2 separate regions of the Homo sapiens genome follow, and region 2 is linked to region 1. A link is an interaction called in ENCODE POLR2A ChIA-PET data of the cell type or tissue named here. Cell type or tissue: HepG2. All regions are shown on one strand. Links, peaks and the distances in the headings refer to the core of each region. The heading gives the core; the rest is flanking DNA.

Region 1 (15,806 bases), core at 4,868-7,367:
TGCCTGACCTCGTTGGTGTGTTTGAATGTCACCAGGTCACAGTTGGGAAGGTCAATAGGGGAATTGTGGCAGGGACCAGTCTGATCATACTGATTCACCTGGTCATGTGGTGGGTGCTCACAGCCTGTTTGTGGGGATGTCAAGGCATCAGAAAAATAGGAAGTTTTAAACATTTACAATATAACCATATTATTTTCTGTCTCTATGAATTTGCCTATATTAGTTACCTCATGTAAGTGGAATCACACAGTATTTGTCTTTTTGTGACTGGCTTATTTCATTCAGCATAATGTCTTTAAGGTTTATGTTGTAGCCTGTGTCAGTATTTCCTTCCTTCTTAAGGCTGAATTATATTCCATTGTATGTATAGACGACATTGGGTTTATCCATTATCCATTGGTGGCCACTTGGGTTGCCCCCAAATTTTGGCTACTGTGAATAATGCTGCTATGAAGAGAGGTGTACAGATATTTGAGCCCCTGCTTTCGCTTCTGGATATATACACAAAAGTGGAATTGCTGGATCACATAGTAATTCCATGTTTAATTTGTTGAGGAATGACCATGCCATCTTCCATAGCAGCTGCACTGTTTTACATTCCCAGCAGCAATGCACAAGGCTTCTGATTTCTCTACTTTCTCACCAACACTTGTTATTTTCCGTTTTGGTGGATTTTTTTTTTTAGTTTGTTTTATAATGGCCATCCTAACAGGTGTGAAGTGATTTCTCACTGTGGTTTTGACTTGTCTTCCACTAATGATTAGTGATGTTGACATCTTTTCATCTGCTTCTTGGTCATTTGTATATCTTCTTTGGAGAAATGTCTATTCAGGACCTTTGCCCAATTTTAAAAATTGGTTTATTTCTTTCTAGATTGGTTTTAATTTCCTAGCAAGGCCTGAAAGATTGAAATAGTACTATGGATGGGTAATTAAAACAAATTTTTCTTTTGAGATGGGGTCTTGCTGTGTTGCCTAAGCTGGCCTTGAACTCTCGGGCTCAAATGATCCTTCTGCCTCAGCCTCCCAAGTAGCTGGGATTAGAGGCATGTGTCACTATACCTGGCTGACAGGGTCAATTTTTTTTTGTAGGTTAAATGAACTTTAAAAATAATTTTATTTTAGATTTGGGGGTACATGTGCATATTTGTTACATGGGTATATTGCATGCTGGTGGGGATTGGGCTTCTAATGTACCCATCACTCAAATAGTGAACATTGTACCCAATACGTAATTATTCAACCTTTGCCTTTCTCCTGTCCTCCAGGCTTTTGGAGTCCCCAGTGTCTATTATTTCTATCTCTATGTCCATGTATACTCATTTATTTTTTTTTTGAGACGGTCTCGTTCTGTCGCCCATGCTGGAGTGCAGTGGCATGATCTTGGCTCACTGCAACCTCCACCTCCCCAGTTCAAGCCATTCTCCTGCCTCAGCTTCCTGAGTAGCTAGGACTACAGGTGTGAGCCACCATGCCCAGGTAATTTTTGAATTTTTAGTAAAGACGGGATTTCACCATGTTGGCCAGGGTGGTCTTGAACTCCTGACCTCAGGTGATCTGCCTGCCTTTGCCTCCCAAAGTGCTGGTATTACAGGTGTGAGCCACCACACCCGGCCAGCCATGTGTACCCATTGTTTCACTCCCACTAATAAGTGACAACGTACTTATTTGATTTTTTGTTTCTGAGTTAGTTCCATGGCCTCCAGTTCAATTCCTGTTGCTGCAAAAGACACGATTTTAATCTCTCTGATGGCTGCTAGAAGGGTAGTTTTTTAAATTATTTTTTCTCTTGGTTATTTTCTTTCTTTTCAATATAATCTATAGGTTCACAAGAAGGATAACTTTTGATGGAAGAAGGAATACAGATGGAAAGGCCTAAGGCTGAAGCCATGTGGTAGGTCTGATTTCTCTCCATCTGAGTGGTCTCTTTTTTCTATCTGGCACCACGTGGGCTTCATCCATGAGCTTCCAATAGCCCTGCCTTGCCCTCATTGCTCTAGGGCCTCCTCTTGTGTTGCCAAAATAGAGGGAGTGGGAATGTCTTCACCTTAACTGAGCATCTTTACAGCACACTCTCCAGAAAAAGAGTCTTTCCCCAACTGTCCTGCCAAGATCCAGGGCCTGGCTCCCACTGGAATCCAGAAGCCAGGGATGGAGCCTGGGCAGACCCCCTTTCCTAGCATGAAGCTGTTCTCAACCCAAGGAATGGAGCCCCACAAGTGACCCCAGCAAACCATCTGAGACTCTGAGAATAAGGATGGTCATTGTGACCTGAGTGACCAAAATAGACACCCCTTTATCAACTAACACAGACCCAAAGTTAAGGAAACAAAGTTACCTACAGATTGAGGGTTCAGGGTCCTCCTGCCTGGCAAATTTCTAAATTCCTACACTGAAACGCTCCAACAAGAGGAGCTGTCAGCTCTGATTTGGAGAGGATCAGCCTTCCAAACATTCTCTTCTGATAAGCGAGTATAGTCTATGGCCATCCCACACTGAACATGCCCAATGTTGTCTGATAAACTACTATAGACCGTAGGCCAGTTTCCATGGCCTACAGAGGCTGTGCAGAAACTGACCTTGTGTCCTATAGCTTCCCCTTTGATGTAAAGAGCCAATTCCACCTCATTTTAATGCTAAAACCTTTCCCCAAGGTGAACATGGGATGTATGTCACATACATGTTTACCCATGATACACAAGCTTGGCTCCCCTCATAAATATGCATAACTTTTCCCCCAAATCTGCTGAATATGTATGACCCCGGCCCTGGGAGGCATAAAACCCAACACATCCTTCCTTCCTCTCTTGGAAGAGAGAGCACTTTCAGTCCACGATGGAGACTCTCTCTTCCCAGTGTGTAAGCCAATATCACCAATAAAGCTCTCTTTCTACTTTTTAGCCATCCTGTCAGAGGCATTTGAACCAGCCCAACTCCATCTTGAATAGGGGCTGGGTAAAATAAAGCTGAGACCTACTGGGCTGCTTTCCCAGGAGGTTAAGTCATTCTCAGTCACAGGATGAGATAGGAGGTCAGCACAAGATCCAGGTCATAAAGACCTTGCTGATAAAACAGGTTGCAATAGAGAAGCTGGCTAAAACCCATCAAAACCAAGATGGCGACAAGAGTGACCTCTAGTCGTCCTCACTGCTACACTCCTACCAGAGCCATGACAATTTACAAATGCCATGGCAACATCAGGAAGCTATCCTATATGTTCTAAAAAGGGGAGGCATGAATAATCCAGCCCTTGTTTAGCATATACTCAAGAAATAACCATAAAAATGGGCCTCCAGCAGCCCTTGGGGCTGCTCTGTCTATGAAGTAACCATTCTTTATTCCTTTATTTACTTTCTTAATGACCTTGCTTTCACTTGACTCTATGGACTCGCCCTGAATTCTTTCTTGTGCTAGATCCAAGAACTCTCTCTTGGGGTCTGGATCTGGACCCCTTTCCAGTAACAATCCTGGTGGTCTTTTGGATGACATCACTCGGAATGCCAGCCAGCTGTCCCCACAGGGCCGTTTCGCTGTCCCCTCAGCGGGTGTGCCGTTGGGCTTGTCTCCACCTCACTTCGACTTTCTCCTAACTTCTGCCCACTCTTTCCTGACTCCTTATGGCCCTCTCCCCTTCATAGCCTCTCAGCTTCTGCTCCTTCTCCTCACAGACTTTCCCCTCATGTTTCCTGGTCCAGAAGAGGAGCTGAGGGTGCAGGAGGTTTACCGCCCTGTGGAAGGGCAGGACGAAGGCAGCCCCAGGCAGAGCGAGAGTGAGTTGTGCCGTAGTCTCAATGAGGAGTCCTGAAGCTGGGAGAGCCCTTTGTAGCTGTCCTGGGTAGGGACGAGGGGTTGGGCCTTTATGACCTTGTGCTTCCCAGTTATTAGACGCAGCTGCCCCAGGAAGGAGGTGTGATGTGGGGCGAGGTGACTTGCTTCATAAAAGCAATTCCAAAGGGGGCTGGCAGCTGGGGGCCGTCTGCCAGCTGCACTTCCAGGCGCTGAAGGGCCTTCAGTCCTTCAGTTCTGAAGAAGAACCCCCTGTGCCTCCTTCTCTGCCCCAATCCTTTCCCCTCATTCTTGCTTCCCTGGGATTGTGTCTACCAGGAAAGCATCAGCAGGTGAGCTTTGACTCAGGCTCTGCTTTCTACGGTGATAGGGTTCAGATGTTTGTCCCCTCCAAATCTCAGGTTGAAATGTGACCTCTGGCTGGGCGTGATGGCTCACGCCTGTAATTGCAGCACTTTGGGAGGCCAAGGCAGGCGGATCACCTTAGGTCAGGAGTTTGACACCAGCCTGGGCAATATGGGGGAAACCCCGTCTCTACTAAAAATACAACATTTAGCCAGGTGTGGTGGCGCATGCCTGTAATCCCACCTACTTGGGAGGCTGAGGCAGGAGAATTGCTTGAGCCCCAGAGGCGGAGGTTGCAGTGAGCCGAGATCGCGCCATTGCACTCCAGCCTGGGTGACAGAGCAAGACGCTGTCTCAAAAAACAAACAAACAGGCCGGGCGCGGTGGCTCACGCCTGTAATCCCAGCACTTTGGGAGGCCGAGGTGGGCGGATCACGAGGTCAGGAGATCGAGACCATCCCGGCTAAAATGGTGAAACCCCGTCTCTACTAAAAATACAAAAAATCAGCCGGGCGTAGTGGCGGGCGCCTGTAGTCCCAGCTACTTGGGAGGCTGAGGCAGGAGAATGGCGTGAACCCGGGAGGCGGAGCTTGCAGTGAGCCGAGATCCCGCCACTGCACTCCAGCCTGGGCGACAGAGCGAGACTCCGTCTCAAAAACAAAACAAAACAAAACAAAACAAACAAACAAACAAACAAACAAAAAAACAAACCCAGAAATGTGACCTCTAATGTTGGAGGTGGGTCTGGGAGGTGTGTGGGTCATGGGGGTGGATCCCTCATGAATGGCTTGGTGCTGTCCTTGTGGTAATGAATGAGTTCTCACTCTACCAGTTCCCGCAAGAGTTGTTTGTTTAAAAAGCACCTGGAACCTCTTCCTCTCTTACCGTATAACATGGCTGCTTCCCCTTTACCTTCTGCCATGATTGTAAGCTTCCTGAGGCTCTCACCAGAAATAGATGTGGGTGCCATGCTTGTACAGCCTGCAGAACTGTGAGACAAATAAACCTATTTTATTTTTCTTTTCTGTATTTTTTTTTTAAGTAGAGATGGGGTTTCATCATGTTTGCCAGGCTGGTCTTGAACTCCTGACCTCAAGTGATTCACCCGCCTCAGCCTCCCAAAGTGCTGGGATTACAGATGTGAGCCACCTCACCCGGCCTATTTTCTTTATACATAACTCAGCCTCAGGTATTCCTTTCTAACAATGCAAAGCTGACTGATATGGAATCTGGGTTAAGACACCCACTAAACCACCCATCCTGGTTGGGAAGGAGATCTTTGTATCAAGATATACCATAGGATCTTGGCTAGCCTGTGACATAACTTCTCTTAGGTCAGGTGACTGACTCTCAACCAATCACCTCTGGACAGATATAAGCCACCTGGGCTCCAGGGACAGATGGTCTCTTCTTTTTTCAGGAGGAGACTGTGAGCATGACAAGCCCCAGGACTGGCCTGTCCAGTAGAATGGATGCCTACTATTTGATGGGCCTTGACTGGGCGTGGGGGACAGGGAGGGCAGGATGACTTAGACATGGTTTCTGTTTAGGGAGCCCCCAGTCCAGCAGAGTCAACCGTCTTTTCTTCTCATAGCCCATGCAGGGGAACCCTAATTAGAGGCAAACACCCCTGACTGTTCCCACTCATCCCTGCAGTCTCAGGGGGGTGAACTGTGAATGCTCAAAGCCCATTATGGTGGTCAATGATTGGTTTGGGTCTGGACATGAGATTCGGCTTGGTCAATGGCTCCAAGGGGAAGTCTCCAAGCTAGGATCTGGGAAAGGAATTCCTCACCAATGAAACAGCACATGAGAGGAAATGCCTCATTTTGCTGAACTGTGTGGGATTGTCTGCAAAGACTGCAAGTGCAGTATGACTAGCGGCGGGGGGACCTGGTGGACATGGTGAGGACAGCATCTTTGATGATGTCACCTGAACCACAGAACAAACCCACCCCACAACAGCTCTGTCTCTGGGCTTGCAGTTATATGATGTGACTAACATTCCTATTTTGCAACAGCTATGAAGGAGGTCTCTGAAGCCTAATTGCCTGCTGTGTGACCTTGGGCAGATGCTTAACCTGTCTTGCCTTGGTTTCTTCATCTGGAAAGTGGACATAAAATAAGACCCAACTCATAAGGCTGCTAGGAGGTGTAAACATGTTTATATATGTGAAGGGCTTATAACAGTGCCTGGCACGCAGGAAATGGTGTACAAGTGTTGGCTGTTATTGAGTTCCCCTTTAAAAATAGATCTTAGGTAGACAGAACTGGATTAATCATGAGCCTTGATTCATGACATGCCACTGGGATATTTATTAAAATAACGAACACCCATGAACCCATCACTCAACTCAAGAACTAGAATATTGCCAATAGTGATTACTCCTCCATATGTGCTCCTCTCGAACTGGCCCCATGACCACCTCCCTGCATTTGCCCCTAAGATAAGCACGGTCCTGAATTCTGTGTTTCTCATTCCCTTGTATGGGTTTGTATAGTTTTATCACATGTAAATGTATATCCAGACAACGTATTGCTTTGTTTTGCCTGCTTTTGAGCCTCACAAAAAGGGTACACTCTACACAGTCTTCCGGGAGCTTTCCTTTCTGCAAAGACGCTTTTACTGGGTTTTCTGCTTCTCGCGGCTAAAGGCACTCCAATCACATAGCATCTTCTAGAAGGGAGGAAGAAAAGCCTACTTTCAACAGACAGAAACGCAAGTTAGATCTTTTCTTCTTTCCTGTTTCTTGCACTTCATTTGGCTATGGATCTGTTCTGGGTCTCCCAAGGGTCACTGCAGAAATGCCTTCCTTCTGAATTAGTGTGTGAGGGGGTTCATGTGCTCCTGGCTTGGCTGCCCTGCTGGCACGGGGTCCAGGTATGAGAGACCCTGCTCAGAGCCCCAAGCCACACGGAGAAGCCTCGGCCCCTGAGGAATTTTTCTGATGCTTTTGAATCTCCCCTGGGAATCATTTTCCCCTTTCCATCCCAAATATGGGCTGAGGCTCTGGAAGGCGTGGGAGAACTAATTTGACGTGAGTGTAAACACTTCCATGCCAGTGGAACCTTGGCCAGCAGGAATTCCAAGCCATCCAAGAATTCTGCCAACCTAGAGTTGGACTTTGGCTGGGACCCTCTGGTGTAGCTACTTTTAGCTGGGAACATTTTTTTCCCAGACTCTGGGAGGCCACACTTGAAGGATTACAATTTCCTCAACAAAGACCCCACGGTGACAAGGGGCATTTCTGCATTGAGTTAACCATTTACATGCCTGCCTCCCAAATTTCCCTGTTTTAGGGGGTGGCATCTACCTAATTGCTAAGACCCAGGGCTCAGGAGGCAAAGAAACCTGGCTCTACTTCTGGGTCTACCTCTTATTGAGAGGATAATAATACCTGCCTCTAGAGATGCGAGGATCAAATGAAATAATAATATATATAAAAATACTTGCATATGGTAGTGCTTGTACCAGTCAGTCCAAGCAAGGCTGTGCTGCAGTAGCAAGCATCCCTGCAAGCTCAGTGGCTAATCACTACAGAAGTTTATTTTTCACTCCCATGAAGCTTGCTGTAGGTCCAAGACCACCCTCCGGGGCAGACTTCTTCTAGATGTGATACATAATCCAGAAGATCAAATTGCAGCTCCATCACTTCAACTCAAAGCCTCCATGTTCACTGTGGCAGAGGAAGAAATTAACTAAATAATTGGCCAGAACATTTCTGCTCTCAGTTAACTAGCCAAGACTAGCCCATGGTTCCACCTCACAGCAAGGGTACTGGGATATATAGTTTTCTGTATGTCCAGGAAGGAAAACTGAGCCTGATGTTGCAGAGCATTGTAACGTCAACCACAGTGTTTAATCAACATTAGTTTCCTGCCTTTATTTTCCACCCCCAAAGAGTTTAGAACCTATTTGAGGTGACAAGCATGTATAGATGAAAAGATCAACATATTTTCCTTTATTCCTTAGAAGCATGCCATCCTTTGCATCATACAGAAGGCTTTTTCAGCCTCATTTCCACAGTACCCTCGGCAGCATTTTCCTTCTGGAACCCTAGGGAAGGGAAGACAGGGAATACAGTGATGGAGGCCTAATCAATGACTTGACAGGCAAGTGTCAGAACAGGCTGGCTTTTCAGAGAATGGCCAACTGCCCCAAGCCTCCAAGGAGGATAGAACATGAGGCGGGTACCTCCAGGGTTCCTTGTGGACAGAAAAAACAATGACAACCTCTCCCGTCCATTGAATGTTTACTGTGTGCCAGACATCATGCTAAATGCTTCATGTGTCATCACTGAGGTGGTTATTATTAGCACCCCAATTTAACCAATGAGAAAATTGAGGCTCAGAGAGGAAAACTACCCTGCCAAAGTCATGCAGTGACAACCCAGGGAGGGAGGGTGGAAGGGCGGGGCAGAGGGAGTGGGACAGTCACAGTCTCTGGCTTAAGGAGGGGGTCAGGGATGCCTGGGTCCTCTCTCGTCCTTTCTGCTCATGCTGTAGCTGAACAGGCAAAGCAGAGGGAGTTGTTTGCAAAGCACCAAATGTGATAATATTCGAGAGGCCCTGCAAAACTCCAGGGTACTCACAGATAAAAAGCAGGATTTAACTTTTCAGGGTGGAAGCAAATATTTGCACCATTTATTTATTTATTTGTTTTGGTTTTGTTTTTTTGAGACTGGGTCTTGCTCTGTTGCCCAAGCTGGAGTGCAGTGGTGCAATCATGCATGGCTTATTGCAACCTCGACCTCCCAGGCTCAAGTGATTCTCCCACTTCAGCCTCCCTAGTAACTAGGACTACTGGTGCACACCACCAAGCCTGGCTAAATTTTTTTTTTTTTTTGAGACATAGTCTCACTCTGTGGCCCAAGCTGGAGTGCAGTGGCACAATCTCAGCTCGCTGCAACCTTCGCCTCCCAGGCACAAACAATTATCGTGCCTCAGCCTCCCCAGTAGCTGGGACTACAGGCGCGCACCACCGTGCCAAGCTAATTTTTTGTATTTTAGTAGAGACAGGGTTTCACCCTTGTTACCCAGGGTGATCTCAAAATCCTGAGCTCAGGCAATCCTCCCGCCTTGGCCTCCCAAAGTGCTGGGATTACAGGTGTGGGCCACCGCGCCCAGCCCTAATTTTTAAACATTTTTTGTAGGGGGGTGGGGCCTTGCTGTTACCCAGGCTGGTTTCAAACTCCTGTGCTCAAATGATCCTCCCATCTTAGCCTCCCAAAGCGCTGGGATTACAGGTGTGGGCCACCGTGCCCAGCCTCATTTGCACCTTTTGGAGAGAAGAAAGTTGAGGAGGAAGGAAAGGATTCTGCAGGTGGAGAGAAGGGTCTCTTCTTCCATGTAGGCTGGCCAAGATCAGGAACAAAGTCCCTTTTCCTTCTAAGTTGGGAAGTTGAGACCCAGGGCAGGGCAGGTTTTGCCCAGAGCTACACAGCCAGAAAGTGGCAGAAGCAGATGAGGACCTGGGTCTCCTGATGCCCTGTTTCCCCCAACACCAGTCCCCTCCACTGCTGCCTCTGGGACTGACAGAGAAAGGGAGGTCTATGGGCACAAAGTCAGCAAGCAGCTGCCATGAGCCCTGTGTGCAGGCAGCGCTGGCCCAGTGCTGGGGAGTTGCTGTCCCCTCTCCTCTAGGCCAGCCTGGTCTGTCTTTGTAAGCCTGGAGCAGCAGGAAGTGAGTAGGAGTAGTTACACCCCCACTGCACTTCGGTCTCTAAAAGTGTCCCATTTTCCCTAAAGGTGATAGGTAATATATGTTCATGGTGTCTATTAGGATTCTGATAAGATGGCAGAAAAATCAAGATCAAGAGAAGGTGAACAAATGGGAGATAGGTTTCGCTTTGCGTTTACTACCCCACCCCTGCCAAGCAATGCAGCAGGCCTGCCCAGTAGCTCCCAGTCTCACCCTCCTGACATTCAAATAGCACTTGCTCCCTAGTATGGATGTGACCTGTTCCCCAATCCCAGAACTTGATTTTGCCAGGAACTGAGATATGGAATCTTCACACTTGGATAGGCTGCTTGCAGGTGGAAGTGTGGGTGAGTTTTGCATCCCTGGATGTGCACAAGCTGGGGATGGTACAGATGTGGCATGCTGCAGGGGGGTGTTGCATGATGCGTGGGATGCTGGCTGCTCTCTCTTTGTCCCTCCAGACCCTGCTCCATGCCAGAGACAGCTCAGTCCCTTAACCTGCATCTTTCAGAAAATAGGACACTTTTGAAGACCAAAGTGCAGTGGAAGTATCACTACCCCTACTCCCTCCCTGCTGCTCCAGACTTGCAGAGACACACCAGGCTGACCTGGAGGAGAAGGGCCAGCAACTCCCCAGCACTGGGCCAGTGCTGTCTGCATACAGGGCTCATGGAAGCTGCTTGTTTGACTTTCATCTTCCTTGTCCTCCGGCTTTTGCTTGGGTTTGGCCAATAGGAGGCACCGCTGGGAGATGGGAAGGAGGTAGGAGAGAGCAGTGGAGCCATACATTTTCTAGTCCTCTCCCTGCCAGGCCACACTTTGGTGGGTGCAGTCTTTCTCCCCTGAAAAGCCACAGCTCTTATCAAGTGGACCTCTCACCCATCACCCTCTCTGGGCTCTGATCACTGCTTGGTCCCCTTGTCTTTCGGGTCTAGTGGCTGTAAGGGCTTCCCATGGTGCTAGTTCCCCGGATGCCCCACCTCCCCTTCTGGTTCCCTGCCCGCATAAATACCCCCATCATTAAACTCTCCTCAGTTACCCTTGGGAAGGTGCCATCTGTCCATCTGTTTCCTGCCAGGCCTGACTGATACAAACAGGAAGGATGGGACCTTGACCTCCTGGTCCTAGTCTTTCCTAGATGCCACGCTTCCCGGGTCCCCGTGGTCATCTCGCAGTCCCAGCATTTCCGACCACAGAGCCCCTCAGTGTGCAGTGTGCCAGGCCTGCGCCGAGCTCCCACCAGCCTTATTTATTTATTGAACAACATGCAAGCGGTTTCCTTTTGTGTTTAATGTGTCAGCATTTCAGTGTATTCGGACTTCAAGGCTTGGATTTTGTTGACAATAATGAGATCACCCAGACAATTATCGTTTGATTTTTCAGTTTGCCAGAGAGGGGAAGATTAAAGAAAAGTTAAGAAGCTTTGGCTGTTTCCTGTTATCCATTTGCTGGGAGGGGTGGGGGTGGGGTTGAGGGGCTGGAAGGAATAGAAAATCTAACTGCTTAAAAATGTCCACATCTGGAGACACCCAGACGGTGTGCATCCAAGCGGGCTTCACGCGTGTACAAAGGTGCCCTCGTGGGGTGACCCTTGAGGCAGGTAGAATGTTCCTGTCCCCAGACACTTTCCCATGTGAGGCCACAGGGTCTGAAAATCCATCAGTTCCAATATGCGGTCCTCCAATTTAAATCCTCGAGTGAGAGACAGAAGACTGGAATCCCACAATTGCTTATTATTATTATTTTGATAGAACTATTGTTTCAGCACAGCCATGAATTTGTTGACGTGGAATGGCTTCCCTCCTTGGCCCGGGTTTTCTCCTCTGCAGAGGGAGGGGTGATTGAATGAGACGGTTCAACCCTGCCTGAGCCCTGCCTTCTATCCCCCACTGCTCCGCCTCAGTGTGTGTGGCTCATTGAGACCCCAGGGAGAGGCCTGAGGTTGCCGAGGGAAAGGAGGGTGCCAGAGGGAACAGTAGGTGCCAGAGCCTTCTTGACTTCCATTGTATGCTCTGAATGAGTCCCCAGTCCTGGGAGAACAGGTATCTACTGGGGGCTTTCAGAGCACATCCCACAGGGCCCCAGGGAGGGGCGGGTGCCAGGGAGGACAAGGCCAGTCTACGGGGCTCGTCCGCCTTCCTCCATCCCTCCATCTGGGATTCCATCCTGTGACTGACAGGACACAGTATTTATGCTCAGAAAGACCCTCCAGAAATGCCTCCACCTCTGGCCATGCCCTCGGCACCCCTTCAACCATCTCATGCCCTTTCTAGAATACCAGGGAGACCTTCTCCCCATCAGGGGCAGCCTTTCCCTAGATCACCTTCTCTCTGTCTCCTTTCTGCTCACCTTTCTAGACATGCTTGCCTTGGTGGTGTTGACTCTGTCCCTTCTTCCCATGCTTTCCAGCCTCATCACCTGGCCACCTCTCCCAGGTTGTCACACTGCCTGTCTATCTAGGTGTTGGCACTTTCAAACCACCTGCTGGGTGCGGATGTTGGAAGGTGACCAACTGGGCGTGGTGGCTCATGCCTGTAATCCTAGCACTTTGGGAGGCTGAGGCAGGTGGATTGCCTGAGCTTAGGAGCTCGAGACCAGCCTGGGCAACACGGTGAAACCTGATCTCTACTAAAATACAAAAAATTAGCTGGGTGTAGTGGTGTGGGCCTGTAGTCCCAGCTACTCTGGAGGCTGAGGCAGGAGAATTGCTTGAACCTGGGAGGCGGAGGTTGCAGTGAGCTGAGATTGCGCCACTGCATTCCAGCCTGGTGACAGAGCGAGACTCCTCCGTCTCAATAAATAAATAAATAAATAAAAAAGGGAAGGTGACCATCATTGGGACAAAGCTGTTTGTTACTGGGGGGAAAAAAAGGAATGATGAAGGGGGTGAAGGGGGAATAGGAATAGGTTTCTTTTTTGTTTGTTTGTTTTGAGACAGTCTCCCTCTGTCACCTAGGCTGGAGTGCAGAGGCTTGATCTCGGCTCACTGCAACCTTCACCTCCTGGGTTCAAGTAATTCTCCTGCCTCAGCCTCCCAAGTAACCGAGATTACAAGCGTGTGCCAACATGGCTGGCTAATTTTTTTGTATTTTTAGTAGAGACAGGGCTTCACCATGTTGGTCAGGCTGGTCTTGAACTCCTAACCTCAAGTGATCCACCTGCCTGGGTCTCCCAAAGTGCTGGGCTTACAGCTGTGAACCACCGCGCCCAGCTGGAAGTCGGAATCTTTATGCAAAAAGAATGCTAGACAAATGAGGAAACCAAGGCCCAATGAGAGGAGAAACCACTGCCTTCCAGCCTGGCTCAGAGCTGCAGCCCTTCATTGAGAGCTTGAATTCCCTACAGCAAGCAAGGGCCGCTTACTGAGTTTTTCACAAAGCTTTTATTTGCAGAGTTTTTCTGATTTTTGGTGTTCAAATGTCCATTCTTTTCTGAAATTCCAGTGATAAGGAATAGTTGCTGATTTCCTTTATAAATGTCCTTTCTTGGCCTAAAGCCCATTTTAAAAATTGGCACTATCATACGAATTCACCAAATCTGACTTTGACTTTCTGTGGTGGTCAATATCTGGGAGCATCTACCTCCGTAGCACACTGAGATGTGCATGGACCAGCATTTGCTAAACTCCTCTCTTGATGGGAGCTCCCAATCTTCCCTGGAATGTGGTATAGGCTTATGGTAGCTCCTGGCCCAGGTCAGAGACTGCAGGTGGACCCAGTACCGCCAAAGTGGGTGGACGTTTACATCCAAGCCCAGCCACCCTGGCTCCCAAAGCCTCTTTCAGCCTCACATCGCTGCAGGTCAGAAAAAGAAGGACAAGATATTTCCTGCTCAATCAGTGATTATGTGTGGTTTTTCATTTTCATTCATTTCTTGGGTATTGTCTGAATAGTTACAATGAGCAGAATAATTTTTATAACCACCTCCAATAATCATTCCCATATTTTAAAAGGTATAGGTCCATAAATCTTTACTCTCCAATTTCAAAAGTAGTAATGACTCCTGGTGCAAAATTGGAAAATGAAGAAAAGGATGAGAATGTCTTTCTCCCATAAGAAAATGACTGATAGCGTTTTGGGTCTTTCCTTTCCATCCTTAGAACCATTTAGAAATGAAGGGCACAGCTGGCTGCCCTGTGGAAGGGCGTTCATAGAGCAGGCGTCAAACACCTTTGCTTTGAGAAAGCAAAGTCCCTGGGGACAGGGATTAAGTACCGCTCCTCTCTGTATTCCCTCTCTTCAGAATGGCCTGCCCATCCCCCCAACCTCCCAGGACACTGATGTCAGCACAGTAGCAGCTTCCTTGACAAATATTTGTGGAGCTGAATAAAAAAGCAGCACAGAAGAGCAAACCCCTTGAGAGATGTCGGCCGACTCCCAGGCCTCCAGAACTTAGCTTGATGGACTTTGACAGACAGGGATTTGTTTCTTCGTGTTGTTTAGCTCAAACCAGAGCTAAACCTCCTCATCGTCTCAAATGACCTGAAATGGTTTCCCAAGCAACCTGGGCAGACCCTGGGGAGTCCAGAAGGCATTCAGGGGCCCTGGACCTCTGGGGCTGAAGATCTGCCTGCCGCTGTCCTGGAGGTCACAGGTTCCAGAAGGGCAGCAGATGCCTGAAGCCGCAGGGCTGCGGGAAGTGAGTGTGCACATGTGTTGGGTGTAGGGGAGGGTTGAGCCAGGAGCAGGGTTCCAGCCTGGGCCTAGGGCATTGTCTGCAGGGGCAGGGAGCAGGAAGTGGCCTTAGGTAGCTGGGGACAGGATGAAGGGGAAGAATGGGGGCCACTCTTCCAAAAGCTAAATGCTTGATCCAGGGTAACTCCCAGGGGTGGGGTCTGGCCACTATTTGTCCAGGGCAAAGTGGCCTGGGGGTCACCGCCAAAGTTTGGCTGGGGGTTCCTCGTAAGAGCGGCCAGTCCCAGAGTGGAAGAGGAGCTGGGGCTGGGACACCATGCAGTTCTGGGATCGGGGGCTTTGGGACCTGCAAGCCCTTCCAGTCATCAACAAAGTGGGGAAACTGAGGCCCAGACAGGAGCAAGGACTTTCCCATGCTTCCTTAATGAGTTAATGGCAGAGCTTAATAAGTTAATGGGACCGTAGTGAGGGTGACTGTGGAGACCTGGGTTTGAGTCCCAGGTCCACTTATTAGGGGTGTGTGTGAGCCATGGGGCTTCAGCTTCTCTATCTGAGAAATGGAGATTAAACACAGTCCTGCAAGGGGCTGGCATGGGAGCCAGGGCTGATGTGGGCTAAGGGACGTACCAGCACGCTGTTTCTAACTGACTCCTCAACCAGAGTCCTGCACACTCTGCCTCACCAGGCTCCATGCTCTTGGTTTGGCCTCCAAGGCTCCCACGGCCACCTCAGTTCTTTTCCCTGCTCCTCCATTTGGCTTCTTGGGTCCACTGGTTTTTCTCCTATCCTTGGTCCTTTGTCTTCCCAGTGGAGGACCAGCCTGGCTCCACACTCTCACTTTGAGTCGTCCCAGTTTCCCTTTCAGAGGACATGGTTGGGGAAAAGGTCTTTCTTCCAGGTCTGGGCATAGCTGACCCGCTAAGGAGAGAAGCACAGCTTCTTGGGGATCCAGATGACTTGTCACCTGGGTTAATGGCTTTGAATGTTGGGGGAGACTCAACAAGGAAACTGCCATCTCTGCACCCCAACCAGGTGCCCAGCACAGGATAGCCATTTAAGCCTCACAAAAACACTGTGATGTTTATGTTTTTGCTTTGTTTTGTTTTGTTTTAGAGTTGGGTTTCACTCTGTTGCCCAGGCTGGAGTGCAATGGCACTCTCAGTTTATTGCAGCCTCGACCTCCTAGGCTCAAGGGATCCTCCTGCTTCAGTCTCCTGAGTAGCTGGGATTACAGGTGCATACCACTATGCATAGCAAATTTTGAAATTTTTTGTAGAGACAGAGTCTCGCTATGTTGCCCAGGCTGGTCTCGAACTCCTGGCCTAAAGCAATCCTCTCTCC
Region 2 (15,806 bases), core at 7,715-10,214, 53 kb after region 1:
GCCAATGGGTCAGGCATCCAGTCAGCTCTGGCTAAGGGGTGAAGGAGTCAGGTGTTACCAACGTGGTGGCAGGGGCCACCTTGAAGCTGTGTTCTGTGCCATGGAAGAAGGAAGAGGAGGAGGAAGCTAAGCTGGAAGGGAAGGCAGGTGATACAGGAAAATTAACTATGAGCTTTGCTATAGTGACCACTTTTCCTTCACTCCTTGAGCTGTGGCCTTAAGAACTGTGTACCAATGGGAGGCACTTGCATAGTAAGTGTTCATTTGCTGAATACTTACAGAGGGCTATAAGTGGACAAATATGTCCAAAAACACATGAAACACACACCATCAACACTTGCAGATGGTCTCCTTCAGGGAACCTTTCCACACTGGCTCTCCCCTCACTGAGCTTTCCTTCCTATCACCCTCCCAGTCTAGGCTCCTGGAGTCAGTAGTTGGAATCTCAGATGGGAAGAAACCTTAAAAGTCATCTGGTCCAGTATTTTCCAAAGCATGTTCCATGAACTTGTTTTCCAGAAATGGTTTCCTGGTCTGGTGAGTTTAAGAAACCCTGCTTATGACGATGCTCTCCATTTAGAGAATCACAAAGCTTGGCTACTCAATGAAAGCTCTGACAAGTCCTGCAGGAAAAAACTTGTCTTCTTTTGGCTAAGCTAGGGCTGCCCAAAGTTTCTCATGGAGTCCTTTCTTGCACATAATAATAGCATCTCACAAACCAGTGGTCGGGGGAACCCATTACGGGAAATGCTAATCTTCTGGACCCTTCCTTCTATTTTATAGGTGGAGAGGCTGTGTGGTGGTCTGGTTGGCTGCATGTAACTGAAAAACAAAGGCTTAAAAAGATAGGGGCTTCTTTTGCTCTTTTGTTAACAAAGTCTGGGAATAGTCAAAGACTGGTACTGTGACTAGAAAGGCTTCTGATATGGTTTGGCTCTGTGTTCCCACCCAAATCTCACCTTGAGTTGTAATGATCCCCATATGTCAAGGGCAGGATCAGGTGGAGGTAATTGAATCATGAGGGCAGTTAATCCCATGCTGTTCTTGTGATAGTGAGTTCTCACAGGATCTGATGGTTTTATAAGGGGCTTTTCCCCTTTGCTCGGCACCTCTCTCTCCTGCTGCTATGTGAAGAGGGACGTGTTTGCTTCTCCTTCTGTCATGATTGTAAGTTTCCTGAGGCCTCCCCAGCCATGTAGAACTGTGAGTCAATTAAACCTCTTTCCTTTATAAATTGCCCAGTTCCGGTATGTTCTTGTAGCAGCCTGAGAACGGACTAATATAGCTTCTCTGCCCAGTGTGAAGAAGAGCAGAGAGGCAGGGCTGGGAGGAGAACAAGGCACCTGCCAAGGAGATGGGGAGGCTGGGCTGGCTTTCCCTCTCCTCCAGGCTCACCTGGGAAGCCTGTGCTCTAAACTTGCTCAAACATCCTGAACCCAGGAGGAGTTGGTGGTACACAAATTCAATTCAATTCAACCCCACATCCAGACTGTACTCAAGCAGCAGTCTTTTGGCCCAGTCATCTCCAACCTCATCTTCTCCCCTCTACTCCCAAACCATGCTCTCTCTGCTCCAGAGCCAGGGGCCTCTTTGCTGTTTCCAAAACATCCATGGCAGTCTCCACTTCAGGGCCTTTACATGTGCTGTTCCCTCTGCCTTTAGTACCCAAACAGAATGGCTTGGAGACCCCAGCCCTAGTTCTTGGGGAAGCCCAGCCTCCTCCATCTCATATCTAAGGCCTGAGGCCTCCTGGCTGCCTCTGGCTCCCATCTTTTCTCCTGCAGGGTATCTCCACTGTGAAGATTGCTGTTGGCCCCATTAATTACCTGTAGGAGTCATCTTTCTGATTCCTTAATTTTGTCCTGTGCCACTAACCCAGGAAGTGGCTAGGATTTTGCTGAGGGCTTGGAGTAACAGAGGAAGAAGAGAGCACTGCCAATCGCATGTTAGAGCTCACTGTCCCAAAAGTGAATTGGCCAGTCCCCACCTTGCTGGCTGTGCCTTCTTAGGCCCCATTATCACTCTCTTCTCATGCTGTTTCCTTTGAGATCTTTGTTTTCCCTTCCCTCCAAAATGCCTGATATTTTCTCAGGCAGAGTAGTCTAACTTTCCCCTCCTCACCCAAACTAGGCTTCCAGGCCCTTTAGCAATGCCAAAACTCACCAGGGAACTATAAAATAAAGCAACTCCAGGGATCCAGGAGGAACCAGTGGAGACTTGGGAACTGATTTTCTCCTTCATATATCCAAGATCGTATTATTGGCAGTACTCCCTCCTTATTGACCACAACATGCTCCTGGCTGAGGCTGGGCAGAGAGAGTTTGTCTCCTTCCACAGCAGGTGTGATGGCACCTGCTATAGGCAGTGCTGTGTTCGGCATTGCATTCAGAGATGCAAGTAAGGCAAGAACCCTGGCCTCAAGGAGCCCTGGCTCCAGGAGTGAAACTTAGCCTCATGCATAAAATAAGTGGAGATGGGAGGGGGCAGGGAAACCTTGGCTAATCAGAGCAGAGAAGAGCCCTTCAGGTTGGAAGGTCAAGGAGGGCTTCCTTTAGGAAATGGCATTTGAAGGGGCCAGATCAGATGGCTTAACTTCGGGGACAAGCTTTGGAGCAGCTAACTTGGGTGATGTAGGATTTTTTTTTTTTTTAAATCTCCCAGCTCTATGTCTGACAGATTTCACCTAAACCAGCCTTGTTAAATCTCAAGCCCCATGAAACCCGTTTCTGTTATAATCTCTCTCTCTTATCTCTTCCTTGCCTTCCTTTCCCATTCTCCTCCCCCAAAGGATAGGAAATCTTCAAAGAAAAAGATGTGTCACTGCAAGTATACAGCCCAAGAAATGGGCCAGATAAATTATTAAAACACACGAAAAGACAGTGAGTTATGGGGTGGGAAGCCCTCGGAGGCCGAATGGCCACCCCAGGTAGACAGCATGCTGGTGGCCCCTGGAGACCCCCTTCTCAGAGACCTGGACAGACTAACATTTTGCCACAAGGCCCATCTCTTGGGTTCTCACCCCAGATCCGGGTAAGGGTATCATGATTCCAATAGCAGTGAAGTCCCAGGCGCCTGCTGGGCTGGGAGGCACCAGGGTGAAGGTGGAGGGGGGCTTTGTGTCTGGGCTGGACATTTGGGATTTACTCCCCGCAAGACTCAAACTGCTAACTGCAGTTTTAGTTCTTGCTTTTATCTCTTTTTGAACTGTAAAAAGAAATTCCCAAGGGGAAGAGGGGATACTTTTTTCTCATGGAAGAAGAAAGCCAGGACCGGTTTAAGAAAGTAACCAACTTTCTAAGCACTGTGAGAAAGGATGCTCCAAGTTTTGCTTTGATTTAGAGGCACCCTGGTACCAGCAGGGAGGGGTGAGAAAGGCAAACAGGAATTCCAGACGAATTCCATTGCCTTTTGAGGGGTCTGAAAGAGGGTGCCCACTCCGACTCAGATGCTCAAACCCCTGCCTCCCTCCTACACCTGACCCCCGCCGTTCTGCCCCACTTTTTCATGTTCCTACAGCTCAGGGGTTCTTACTTCAGCATTACCCACATTTGATGCTGGATCATTTGTTCTGGTAGGGTGGGGGGGCTGCCTTATGCATTGTGGTATGTGTAGCAGCAACCCTGGCCTCTACCCACTAGATACCTCCAGGCATTACCAAGTGTCCCCTAGAGGGCAAAATTGTTTGCTGTCAGGTCCTTATGGGATGGAAAGAAAGAAAAATGGCCTGTTACCCCTGGTGTAACTTACTACACTGTTTACTAATTCATCATTTATTGTTTCTTGCCTATCTTCCCCCTAGGTGAGTGGGAGTTCGATGAGAGTGGCAGTTGTCTATTTTGTTCACCGATGTATCTTAGGTGACTAAAACAATGGTTGTCACATGGCTGGCCCTTCATATTTGTTTCCAGATGGAAGACTCTCTTTCTAGTGGTGGAACATTAGTTTTGCACTGTGTTGGGACAACCTGATGTAGTGAAAACAAGCCTGGGCAATGAAATCAACAGATTGGAGTTCAGTTCCTAATTGGGTCATGGATGAACTTTGTGACCTTGGGCAAGTGAGTTCACCTCTCTGAGTTGAATAGGTTCCCTCCTTTCTAGAACAAGTATGAGTCTGCATCAGAGAGTGGTTGCGAGGGCTACACATGATGGAGGATGAGGACTGGCACATCAGAAGTACTGAATGAAGAATTGTAACATAAAAATGACAACAGTAATATATTTTTGTGGTTTCAGCACTCTTCAAATGAAACCACCTGGCCAACAGGATTTTAGTGTACCTGCTTATAACATTAGCCTTCGTTTCCACCAAAAAGGGTGTTAAAAAAGGAAGCTTGGAACATGAAAGTAAGACACTTGGATGAAGAGATTTATGACTCTGGGGGGCTGTGAATTCCTAATGTCCTTTTGAGACATGTAGATCTTCCAGAGCGATGCTGCCCAATGCAGTAGCCACTAGCCAAGTGCAAATGGTCACTTGCAATATGGCTAGTCTTTGAGATGTGTTTTAAGTGTAAAATACACACTGAATTTTAAAGACTTAGCGCAATACAAAGAATGTAAAATATCTCATTATATCTTGAAATTATACTATTTTGGATATATGGTGTTCCCTTGGTGTCTTTGGGGACTGGTTCCAGGATCCTAGAGGATACCCAAATCCCCAGATGTCAAGTCCGCTATATAAAATGTCCTGTAGTATTTGCATATAACCTACACACATCCTTCTGAATACTTTAAATCATCTCTAGATTCCTTGTAATTCCTAATACAATGTAAATGTTATGTAAATAGTTGTTATACTATATTAAAAAGTTTTTTATTCTTTATTTTTGCTGTATTATTCTTTTTGCATATTTTCAGTCCACAGATGGTTGATGCCACAGATGTGGAACCTGTGAATAAGGAGGGCTGACTGTATTGAGTTAAGCGAAATATATTATTAATATTTCATCTATTTCTTTTTACTTCTAAAAGATGTGGCGACAAGAAAATTTAAAATTACAAATGTGGCCCACATTATATTTCTATTGGGCAGTGCTGCTCTAGAGAGTCGGCAAAAAGGGCAGAATGGAGCCTCCATTATACAGATCACAAAACTGAGCACAGGTAATTCACTCCAAAGGTCGGGGCTGGTCTCACTCTGAGCTGCGGGTTTTCTTTTCCCACGCCAGAGCTGCCTGGTGCCAGGACGAGCGTAACACGGACCCACAGTGTCCCCAGAAGGGGGCAGGCGTTCTGAGAGCCACAAAGGTGGGGTGGAATCCCTTGATGTCGACCGCCACCATCCCCCTCCCCCCGCGCGACCTCCCCGCAGAGACCTCCCCAGACAAAACAAACAAACCCTTGGGTCTGGCGAACTGCAGCGGGGAGCGGAAACCAAGGAAGATCAAAGACTCAGCGGTTACCCCCTTCCGGGCCGCGCAGTTTGGCAGCGCGCCCCGACCCGGGCGGGCACCCACGGGCCCCCGGACGAGGAGATCCCAGAGACTGGCTGATAACGGGGCGCTTTGGACATTTGTCGCTGCCTGGAGAGGGCTGGGCTCACACTGGCCCGGGGTGCGCTGGGGGCTCCTCCTGGACTCCCCAAATAAGAAACTAGAGGAGTGCGGTGGTGGGGGGCGGGTCACGGGGCGGGTAATGAACACTTTCTGCAGAAGGTAGGTCGTGGGAAGACTGGGAAAAGGCAGCGCTGCCGAAGCTTGCACCTGAGCAGCTAAGGTCTCCGCTCCCGACCTCAGTTTCCCCACCTGTAAATTGGAGCCGCCGAGTCCCGCCCTGCCCGTTTAGAGAGAACGTGGAGCGGAGGGAAGTGACAGTACAGTTAGCGATGGCCGGGCTGTTCTGTCCCAATACGCCTCCTGGACAAGCCGCCCCGCCGGGTCGCCAGCCCTGGAGCTCGGCCCCCGGCCCCAGACCGCGGCAGGGAGCGCGGACTGTGTCCCGCCCCTCCCGTCAGCGCCCCGCCCTCGTCCCCGCCCTGCCCCGCCTCCGGCCCCGCCCCCGCCGCAACCAGCCTTGCCTTTGATGCGCCGCACCGGCCAATGGGCGCGCGGGGAGGCGCGGGCCGCGGCGGCGGGCTGGGGGCTCGGCGCTCCCGGGCGTCAGTCGGGCCGCGGCGACGGCGGCAGGAGCGCGTCCCGGCGCCGCCTCGGGCTCCGCTCGGCTCGGGGGCTGCTTCGGGAGGAGGAGAGCCAAGGGAGGCGCCAGGCCCGCGGGCCGGGCGCATGGCTTAGGGACGCTCCCGGCCGCCGCAGCCCCAGCATGGGGAAACTTCACTCCAAGCCGGGTCAGTGCCCCCGCCCGCGCGCTCGCCCCGGGCCCCGCCGCCGTCGCCGCCGCGGTCGCTAACTCTCTCCCTTCCTTTCTTTCCTTCTCCCGCCGCCGCGGCTGCCGCCGCCGCCGCCGCCTCGCGATGTGCCTGCAGCCGCCGTGTGCAAGCGCAGGGAGAGCCCGGAAGGTAGGGGCGCGCGGGGCGCAGACCTCGGGGATGGACGCGGGGGACACCGCGGCCGCGGCAGAACGGCCCAGCCCGCCAGGTCTTATGACCAGGGCCACCCCGAAGCCCCAGTTCCGGCCACCGGCCCCCCAAGCCCGCTCCCTGAGCAGCCTTCGCGCCCCCTCCTCTGTCCCTCCTACCCGCTCCCCGCGGTCCTGCGCTCCCACCGCTGACCCTCAACCCCTCCCCCTCCCGCGTCCCTGCCCTCGGCTCTCACGGCACCCTCTCTTCAGACCCCCAAGCGCCTCCCCGCAAGACCCTGCCCCCTCTTCCTGCCCCCCGGCCCTTCTTCCGATATCCTGGCTCCTGCACCTACTGCGGCCCCTCTCCTGACCCCCAGCCCTCTCCTCCGCAGTCCTGGCTGCCAGTGCTCCCTGGTCTGATCCTAAACCCGTCCTCCTGGGGTACTGCTCACCCCTCTTGCCCCCTTCTGGCTCCTCGCTCCTAGGGCTTCGCTGAACCCCCCTTTACTTACCCGCGTCCCTCTCTTGGCTCCTGCCCCAGCCCGCGAACCCCCTCCTGGCCCCCGTGCCGTGGTCCTTCGCCTCCCACCGCGCCTCCTTCTTCCCTCCGCGGGGGTAACTTTTGGCACCTGGAGCCAGACTCAGGGGCTTCATGTCGTCCCCGTCCCAGGTGACAGCTTCGCCGTGAGCGCTGCCTGGGCTCGGAAGGGCATCGAGGAGTGGATCGGGAGACAGCGCTGCCCGGGCGGTGTCTCGGGACCCCGACAGCTGCGGTTGGCGGGCACCATAGGCCGAAGCACCCGGGTATGATTCCCCACCCCTGCCCCACCTCCTGGCCTCCTTTCAGCCTCAGAGATGGGTCCCCAAACCCATGCACCCCAACTTTGAGCACTTTCCTGCACAGCTTCTGGGTCTGAAAATCTCTTCTCAGCTGCCCCCTGCCCCACCAACGCGACCCTCTGCCCGCATGCCTTGGAGAACCTCGAAGTGCCCAGCTGGAGGCAGAGGGCTGCCTGGGGGAAAGGTCCTAGGTGGGGAGGTGGTGAAGGTCCAGTTGATGGGGAATCGTGTCTGTACCGGCGGGATTTGGGGGCCTGCTCTGACTTCTACCTTGTTTCTGCCACCAGCATTCAAAGGTGGAGGTGGAGTAGGGGCTAGAGAGAAGGGGGTATTAGGGGTGTCTGGGTGGAAGGCAGAGCTGTGCTGGCCCCAGGATCTGAATATGTTCTGATTGTCTGTGGCATTCATCAGTACCACCTGTACAGGAACCCCAGTAGAGCAGGCGGCCCTCTGGGTAGCAGATCTAGGGGGACTGAGACCTGGAAGACCCCTTACTTGGCATATGAGATAGAGGGCCTCATTCCACTGTAGCCTGGGCAGAGCCCTGAGCCTTCACCCCGTGTGTCTCTGAGGCTGGAGTTCCTGGAGGAGCACTAAGTGTGATGGGAATGAGTGAGTCCAGCCCCAGCTCCTGGCCTGGGACTTGGCGTTCACAGATGTCCTGTGAGCTCCGGAACTCTGCACGGGGCTTTCAGGCAGTCTGCGTGGAACTCGCGCAAGCCTAGGATCAAAGGATGAATCAACTTTTTGATGTGACATTTAATTTTTTTTTTTTTTTTTAACTTAGAGGGGGAATAGACTGAGTCTCAGGTCTGGTTAGTTCTTTGGTCTTATCCATGGGCTGGGGAGAGGCCAGTGGAGACTTCAGATGTGTTTGTATTTGGGTGGTGGGACCTGGCAGCTCGCTTGCAGTGCTGGTGTCGGGAGGTGGACCTGTGGATAAAGTCAGTTCCTGTGTGTGGATGAAATAACCTCTGGGCCTAGGAGAAGCTCCCCTGTCCTCCTCCACCGCCACTGCTTAGCTGGGGGCTTCTCTGTCTTCTGTTGGCCGGGTCGGACTTGGAGCTGCTGTCCCCTAGTAAAGGTCAAATCTTGGTGGGCGGGGGGCACTGCAGTTGGGGCCCTTTAAAAAGAGAACTACAAACCTCTCCTTCTTCCCCTGCCCTTTCTAGTTTTTGATCTACTTATTTATTTAAAGGCCAACGAAAACGGTCTAATTTAGCCGTATGAACAAATGCATTTACAGCTCCAGACAGAGGCCAACTGAGTGGATTTCCATTAATCAAGTTTTGGGTTTTTTCAGCCTGTTTATTTTTACAAAGTATTCCTGCAGAATGACATTTATTTGCAGTCCCTCCTTTTTCTTTTTCTTTTCTTTTTTTTCTAAACTGCCAGGCAGCTTGCTCCATGCTAGAGGGAAAACTTGAAATACAGCGAGGGCTTACTTCAATTGACTTTTATCTTCAAAGCCATAACAAATGTTACCCGCATGTTTTTGGTGGGTCTCCTTGGCATCCAGTCTGGGAGGATGGGAGGGAGGAGGAAAGAGGGAGAGGAAAACAAAAGTCTGTCGTTTTTAATTAAATAGTAGTGTTCCCAGCGAGAGGAATGCAGGCCACTAAAGTTGCCATTGGGGGAAGTGAGGGAGGGTGGGGAGGGGGCCCCAGCTTAAGTCTGTGGCTTTGGTGAAGTCACGGAATTCTGTTGCCTAGTTTCTTCCCCCAGCTGAGGACAGCATGGGATGGTGCCTGTCCCCCTCTCTCCCTCACCCCCTCTCTCAGAGAAATGCTGAGAGGTCATTAATGTTTGTTCAAAGTACTTTTGAAGATGTGAGGCTCAGAGCCGTTGGCATGACATGTGTCAGGTGGTTGGAGGGTGGGCCGCAGCCATCAAAGTTGTTATGCAGGGGGCCGGCCTCTGTCTCCTTGGGAGTTGTTCTTGCTGCTGGGGACCCAGACGCCTGGGTTTTCACCAACCTTGGCCCCAGATGGCCCAGCCAGTGTGTCTGCAGAGGTAGGGATAAGGAGTCAGAACTTCAGGGGGAGCCCAGGGTGTGGAACAGCACTCCAGGCATCCTCCAGGTGATTTCAGGTGGAATCTGGGGGAACATTTTAAATCTTAATAGTTATCTTTTTTTTTTTACCAGAAAAAAAAATAACTAGGACATCAAACCCATGATTTTGCAGATTTTATTGCTTAGGATGAAGCTAAGTTAAAAAAGAGTCTAACGTGAAGTCCATTCAGAGAAAAATATTAAGTACAAGTGGTCAAAATTGTGAATGTGGGAATGGAATGCCCCAAGTTTGGGAAGCACTAAGATATTGAACAGGACAGCAATGGGCAACCCTCAGGCTAGTTCATTTCCCTGATTCCCTCTGGTGCCGAAGGGGTAGCTGGTAGGTTCTTCCATGATATCATCAGGATGTAGGAGGGCATGGGCTCCAAAGTCTGCTGGTTTCCAAGGGCTGGCAGAGGTCCTCCCACCAACCCCAGGCCTGTTTTGGGGCTAGTCTCTGCCTCTAGTCCTTTACGTGGCCTGTCAACTAAGTGGCTGGAGACACAGTGGCTCATCCAACTAGTATTATTGTTATTGCAATGATAACTAGTATTTATTAAGTGCCTATATGTGTCAAGCACTTTGCTTACATTATCTTAATCCTCCCCATAACCTTGTAGTGTTGACAGCCCGCTGGTGTGGACTGTGTGTTTCTCCCTTTCTGGAGCACTTTCTAGGAGAAGCCATTTGTAGAGAAGCCCTGTGCCAGGGCATCCGCCTGGAGGGTGCTACATACAAAACTCCCAGAGAGGGGGTGCTTCGAGATGAGCCAGTCGTGGGGCAGGCAGAAGCAGGAGTGGCCCCTGTTTGCCCTCTTCCTTCCTGATGAGGTCTGAGGGGCTTGGGAAATGTCCCAGATGAGTCCAAGTTGCCTGCAGGGTCCTGAGATGTGAAAGGGTGACCATGCTGGCATTAAACTAAGCCTGCCCTCTTAAATACAGAAATAAATGAGGTCAGGCTCTGTCCTAGTGATTTGTCACCTGTGCAAACCATTTTGCCCTTGTATACCTTAATTAGCTCATCTGCAAAATGGGTGTAATAATATTTTCATCCCTGGCGGGTTATGATGGGATTATAACTGTTGAACCTGGGAAGGAAGGGAACCTACTGGGAGATTCACTGAAGACATTTGTAGGGTTGGAGATGGGGGCCTACAAACAGGGAGTGATAGGGCTGGGATAAGAATGCTAGAGGCTCTCTGCCTCCCCCACTGTCATGGCAGGCTCACTTGGAGGGACGCAGGCCAAGGGCTGGGCTTTTGCCCTTTCCATGGGGACATGAGCAAGTCCAAGGGAATATGGACTCATAGGAGAAAAGGAATGAGAAATGGGAGGCGCACGAGTACTGTGGAAGAGGAGCAATAAACTGATCAGCACACGCGGCAAAGAACACCATGTTAAACAATTAGAAAGCAAAATAAGCATCATAAACTCAGAGAGAAACGGAGGATGCTGGAAACATGAAGCAGCAACAGGCAGTTAGAGAAGAAAACCAATTGGAAACACTGGGTGTGGAAAATAGAATGGACAAGTGAAAAAGCTTAATAGATAGATTAAATAGTGCAGTGGACTCAGGTATCAGGTGGGAAACACTTGGTGAAGACCTGTGTGCCTCTGTATATGCTCACAGGCTGATTGTGAATATGTACAACCAGATTTAAAATAATCTCCCCATGGCCCCGGTTGGCCCTTTTGTTCCTTTACAGCAGAGCTGCCTGAAGAAATAGGCTGAGAGCCGTGGTGCAGGCAAGCCCGCCTCTGGATCAAAGGCGGCTGCCAGGCAGTTTGGTAATTTGACTGGGGGTACCTAGTGCACTTTGATATTTGGAGAAGATGAGGAGGGTGCAGGCTTACTTGGAGCCCATGGGGACGTGTGGGGTTGGGTGATGAGATTGGAGGCTGGCCCAGCTGTTGCCCGAGTGCCAGATTCCAAGGGAATTACCCTTGAATGATACCAGTTGGCACAATTAAAAGGCCCCATGTCTTTGCCATATGGAAAGTGTTAGGCTTCTTTACGTGGTTTCAAAGCTATGTGATGGGAGGTGGGCTTGACATTTGAGGTAGAGCATAAATTAAATATTTGGTGTTTCAGGATTAAAAGATGATTTGCTTTAAGGCTGGAGAAGGACTCAGGATGGAGGTGTTTGGGCCTTGTTCACTGGCATTTTCGAGTTCTCCAGGGAGGGTCCCCTCTGCTCATGGGCACCAGGGCCAGCTGCCTGGCCCAGCCTGGGCACTGTCTTTCCTCCTGGGGGATGGGAGGCAGAGGCTGGGAGAGCTTGGGCTGGGCAGAGTGCTGGGGAGTGGGGGGACCTTCTGGTTTTCCATAGGTCCCTCAGGATGGGTGGGTGGCGGCCATGGGTGTCATCTTCTTAGCGCTTTAATGGGTCTTTGTGATGTGGTCTCCGGTAGAGGCTTCGAGGAGTGTCTTGTCCTCACTTTGAGACTTTTCTTCTTGGGGAAGGAGGCTGGATGCCCCTGAGCCAGACTGTGCATGCCTTCTGTTCTCTAGAGCCCAAGAGCACCCTCTTCATTCACATTTTTGTAGGAAACCTGGGGGAAATCAAATCCAGGAGGCACCTGCTGTGGGTCCTGCAAGGTCCTAGAACTCAGGGGATGTTTCCTCTGCTCGCCCAGTGGGGATGTTGGAAGGTGGGGATGGATGGATCGATGGACAGTGTTGTTGTTTGTACCAGGAAGCTCAGGTACACTCTGGGATCAAACTGTCCCCGCGAGGGCAGGAAACATCAAGGCTGAACTGTCAGCAGCAAAAAAAGAAGAAAGAAATGAAGATAGATTAGGTCACCCTCCCTGCCTCCTTTTTCCCCAGCTCCTCTTCCCTGGTCAGCTTCTTTCCTTTAATTCCTGCTTCCAAATTCCATCTTTTCCCAGGTCCTTCTGTCTGGAGTGGAAGGGTGGAACCAGGCTTTTTCTTTTAGGCACTCAGCTTAATGAATTAGTATAAATTATTATCAATAATTCTTTGTTTATTATTATTATTTTTTAGACACATAGTTTCACTCTGCCACCCAGGCTGGGGTGCAGTGGCGTCATAGCTCACTGTGGCCTCACAGTGATCCTCCTGCCTCAGCCTCCTGAGTAGCTGGGACTATAGGTGCACGCCACTGTGTCCGGCTAATTCATTTTTATTTTTTATAGAGATCGGGTCTTGCTTTGTTGCCCAGGCTGGATTGAACTCCTGGCCTCAAACCATCCTCCCACATCAGCCTCCCAAAGTGCTAGGATTACACATGTGAGCCACCACACTTGGCCTTGTTATTAATTATGAATTAATAAGTCCCTAACTGGGCCAGGCTCTGGGGATACAGTGGAGAATAAGAGAGATGTGGTTCCTGCCCTCCTGTGGCATCCAGTCTGATGAAGGGGACAAAGCAGCAGTGAGTACCCAGGCCCACTCCTAGGACCACACAGAGGCACTCTGGGAGGGAGGGGGCAGGATGGGCCGCTGAGGCTGAGGAGAGAGGAGGAAGGAGTTGGAGGTGGGGGGAAGAGCTGACCGAGGCCCCAGGCTCAAGCTGCCCTGGTAGGATGGGGTTGGGGATTGCCGGGAGGCTTCTGTGTGGAATCAAGCGGGTAATCAAGAAGGGAATGTGGCCTCCAAATGGCTCTGCAGCCTGTGGGAACTGGAAGTGGTTCCTGGCACTGTCTGTGGAAAGCCTCGTGCATTGGTGGCTCTTGGCACATCTGAGTTACCTGTCTGTCCCCCTGGACAGGTATGTTGGGTGGAGCAGGGCGGGCAGTCAGCGAGCGTGCTGCCCCTGTGTCATGGACAGGTCCTTGGGGGCTCAACCTGGCCTGTTGGGGTTGGTGGCCCTGCTGTTGTGTTGGGGGAGGAGGTCAGCTGCAGGGCTGGAAGCTTAGCTGTCAGGGCTGCGGAGGACCTGTGGGGTGAGGTTGCTGCTCAAGAAGGAGGCTCTTCAGGGACCAGGGAACAAGAGGGAGTGACCAGCAAACCCCAGAGAGAGCTAATCATGCCCCAGAACTGCAGCGCGCCTGTGCCTATGGAAGGAGGGTCCCCCATGTGGGCTGAGCAGGGCTGTCCGAGACAGGATGTGCAGCCCCCCGGTACTGGTGAGCTGGGGGGTCCTGCAGCCCCATGGCTGCGAATCACAAGATGCTTGGATTTAGACACTTTTGGACTTTTCACATCACTTGTTGGATTCCAAACCAGGCACTTCTGGCTGCCTCCCTGCCTTCCCTCTCTCTTGCCCACTCACACGTGTTCTTTTTGCCGCTCTTGTCTCTCACAGACGTTCTTTCTCTTCCTCTCCCTCCCCACGTCCCTTCCCCCCCACCCTCTCCCTGAGGAAGGAAAAAATTCAGTCTCTCACAAACAAAATATCTGCCATTCCATCGGAGGGAGAACTGAGGCAGGAGCCCAGAATATCCTGGAAGGAACGCAAGCGAGAGTTGAAGGCCTCAGTTGTTTAATCTGGAAGGAGGACTTTGATGTCACCCTGCTCCGTTTATCCTGGGAAGCTTCCCGCTGCTTCATGGCTTCGACTCTCTGTGTGAAAGATGGCTGAGCTCCTCCAGGGGCTGGAGGCAAGCCTGAGCAGCTCCGAAGGGCAGCCTGGTGATGCTGCGCTCCTGCCAAGCCCAGGTGGGGTGGAGAACCTTTTCTAAACAAGCACTTCCAGAGACATAAGTAATTCTTTGATAGCTTCCTGGGAAGGCAGAAGGGAGCTGTTTAGCCTTGTGGGCACCAGTCGTGGGGCTCTGGGAGGAAAGCCTCAGGTCTCCGCACTGAAGTCATCCCCAGCCTCAGAGCGGTGGCGGCTTGGCCCGCCGGGGTGGGTCCTGGATGTGTTTGTTTAGAGGGCTCTGAGGCATGGGTCTGGGCTTTGCTTTCCTTACTTGTTAAGTCACATGGGCTGTGGCGTGTGCGTGTGGCCGACGCCTTTCAGAGGACACCAGGGTACTGAGAGGGCTTCACATTGGTGTGGCCTCAGCCAAAGGCTCCCTGCCTGGGCTTCAGATTCTCCAGCTGAGAAGTAGAATAACATCATGATAATTTAGCACTATCTATTGAGTGCATTCATTCATGCATCTGCAGTAGGGTTTTTTTTTTTTTTTTTTTTTTAAATTTAGAGACAGGGACTCACTGTGTTGCCCAGGCTGGCCTTAAACTCCTGGCCTCAAATGATCCTCCTGCCTTGGCCTCCCAAAGTGCTGGGATTGCAGGCGTGAACCACTGTGCCCAGCCTTATATATATTTTTTAACTTTTATTTTAGGTTCAAGGTACATGTACAGGTTTGTTCTACAGGTAAATTGTGTGTCATGGGAGTTTCGTGTGCAGGTTATTTCATCCCCCAGGTAATAAGCACAGTACCCAACAGGTAGTTTTAGATCTTCAGCCTCCTCCCACCCTGCACCCTCCAGTAGGCCCTCATGTCTCTTGGAGTGGGCATTGAGTACCTGCTTTAGGCCAGGGACACCTGTGCTTGGTACCTAGAGTGAAGGCCTTGATTTCATGGAACTTACCATCTTGTAGGAAAACAGAAATATTTTCATAAACAAGTTGTGCAATTTAAGTTGTGATATGTGCCTCCAAAAAGTACTGGATGTTTTGAGAACATGTACCAGGGATCAGAACTCATCTGGGGTGTTTTTCATTCCACAAATATTTGACTGCTTTATCTATCCCACGTGCTGTGCTTAGGGTGTTGTGGAAATTGTGAGGACTAGGACATAGTTCTTGCCTCTGTGAGAGTGGAACTAAGCTCTCCCCATGGCCTTTCATCGATTTTTCTTCTCTTATTGCATTGGTTAGAATCTCATTGCATTGGTTAGAATCTCATACTCTGTTTAATAACTACCAAGTATGATACTTTTTGTTTAAGAAAGCTTCCTTCAACTCCTGGCTTTCTGAGCTTTGTAAAATCAGGAATAATTATTGAATTTTGTCACATGCTGTTGGGATGCAGATGGAATGCATCATTCTTTGCTAATGTGGTGTGTGATTTGTATGCTTGATTTACATTGCTGGATTTCCTAGTGCAACCTTCTTGGCCCTCCGAAATTCTTTGTCATGATAGATTATTCTTTTAAATGTGACCGCATTTGATAGGCTAATATTTTACTTTGGATCTTTGCATGAAGTACTCAGTGCAAGTTAACTGTTAAAGTTATAAAACCATAAGGGAAGCACAGGGCTGTGGAGGTTGGGGAGGGTTTTTTTGAAGGAAGTGGGCATGTGAGTAGGGATTTGAAGAATGGTAAGACTGAGATCAGGGGTTAGAAACTTAAGGACCTACAGGGGCCAGAGAGGTCATATGAATGAATGCCACAGGCTCAGTGGGAGACATCTGAGAGGGGTGGGAACCGGGGTGCCCCCGGGGAACACACACCCTGCCTCAAGGGGGCAGTGCCACTCAACCCCAGCCAATCACTGCCATGTGGGAATATGGCCCTGGTGTTGCCACACG

What was found. ChIA-PET counts read pairs that join two places held together with the same protein. Peaks named below come from ENCODE experiments on the same cell type or tissue, not always from the same donor. Only the 100,000 strongest peaks of a DNase experiment are listed, where the experiment ranks them.
Region 2: POLR2A ChIA-PET joins it to region 1 with 5 read pairs; 3 of 35 experiments call an interaction of 5 or more read pairs at or near these places.

What each region holds. Positions count from the first base shown.
Region 1 is chr16:50,491,783-50,507,588 of GRCh38, forward strand. No RefSeq gene overlaps it. Among named protein-coding and RNA genes, the nearest start is that of NKD1, 49 kb to the right of the region's middle. RefSeq lists an enhancer at 14,418-15,063. In HepG2, for the core only: no CTCF peak of the experiment used is centred there; a DNase peak (open chromatin) is centred at 6,009.
Region 2 is chr16:50,542,291-50,558,096 of GRCh38, forward strand. It overlaps NKD1 (NKD inhibitor of Wnt signaling pathway 1), which reads left to right and starts at 6,106. Exons shown (of 10, transcript NM_033119.5): 1 at 6,106-6,288; 2 at 6,427-6,459; 3 at 7,132-7,265. The coding sequence starts at 6,264. RefSeq lists silencers at 5,749-6,198, 6,239-6,428. In HepG2, for the core only: no CTCF peak of the experiment used is centred there; a DNase peak (open chromatin) is centred at 9,111; H3K4me3 peaks cover 2,500 bases; H3K27me3 peaks cover 120 bases.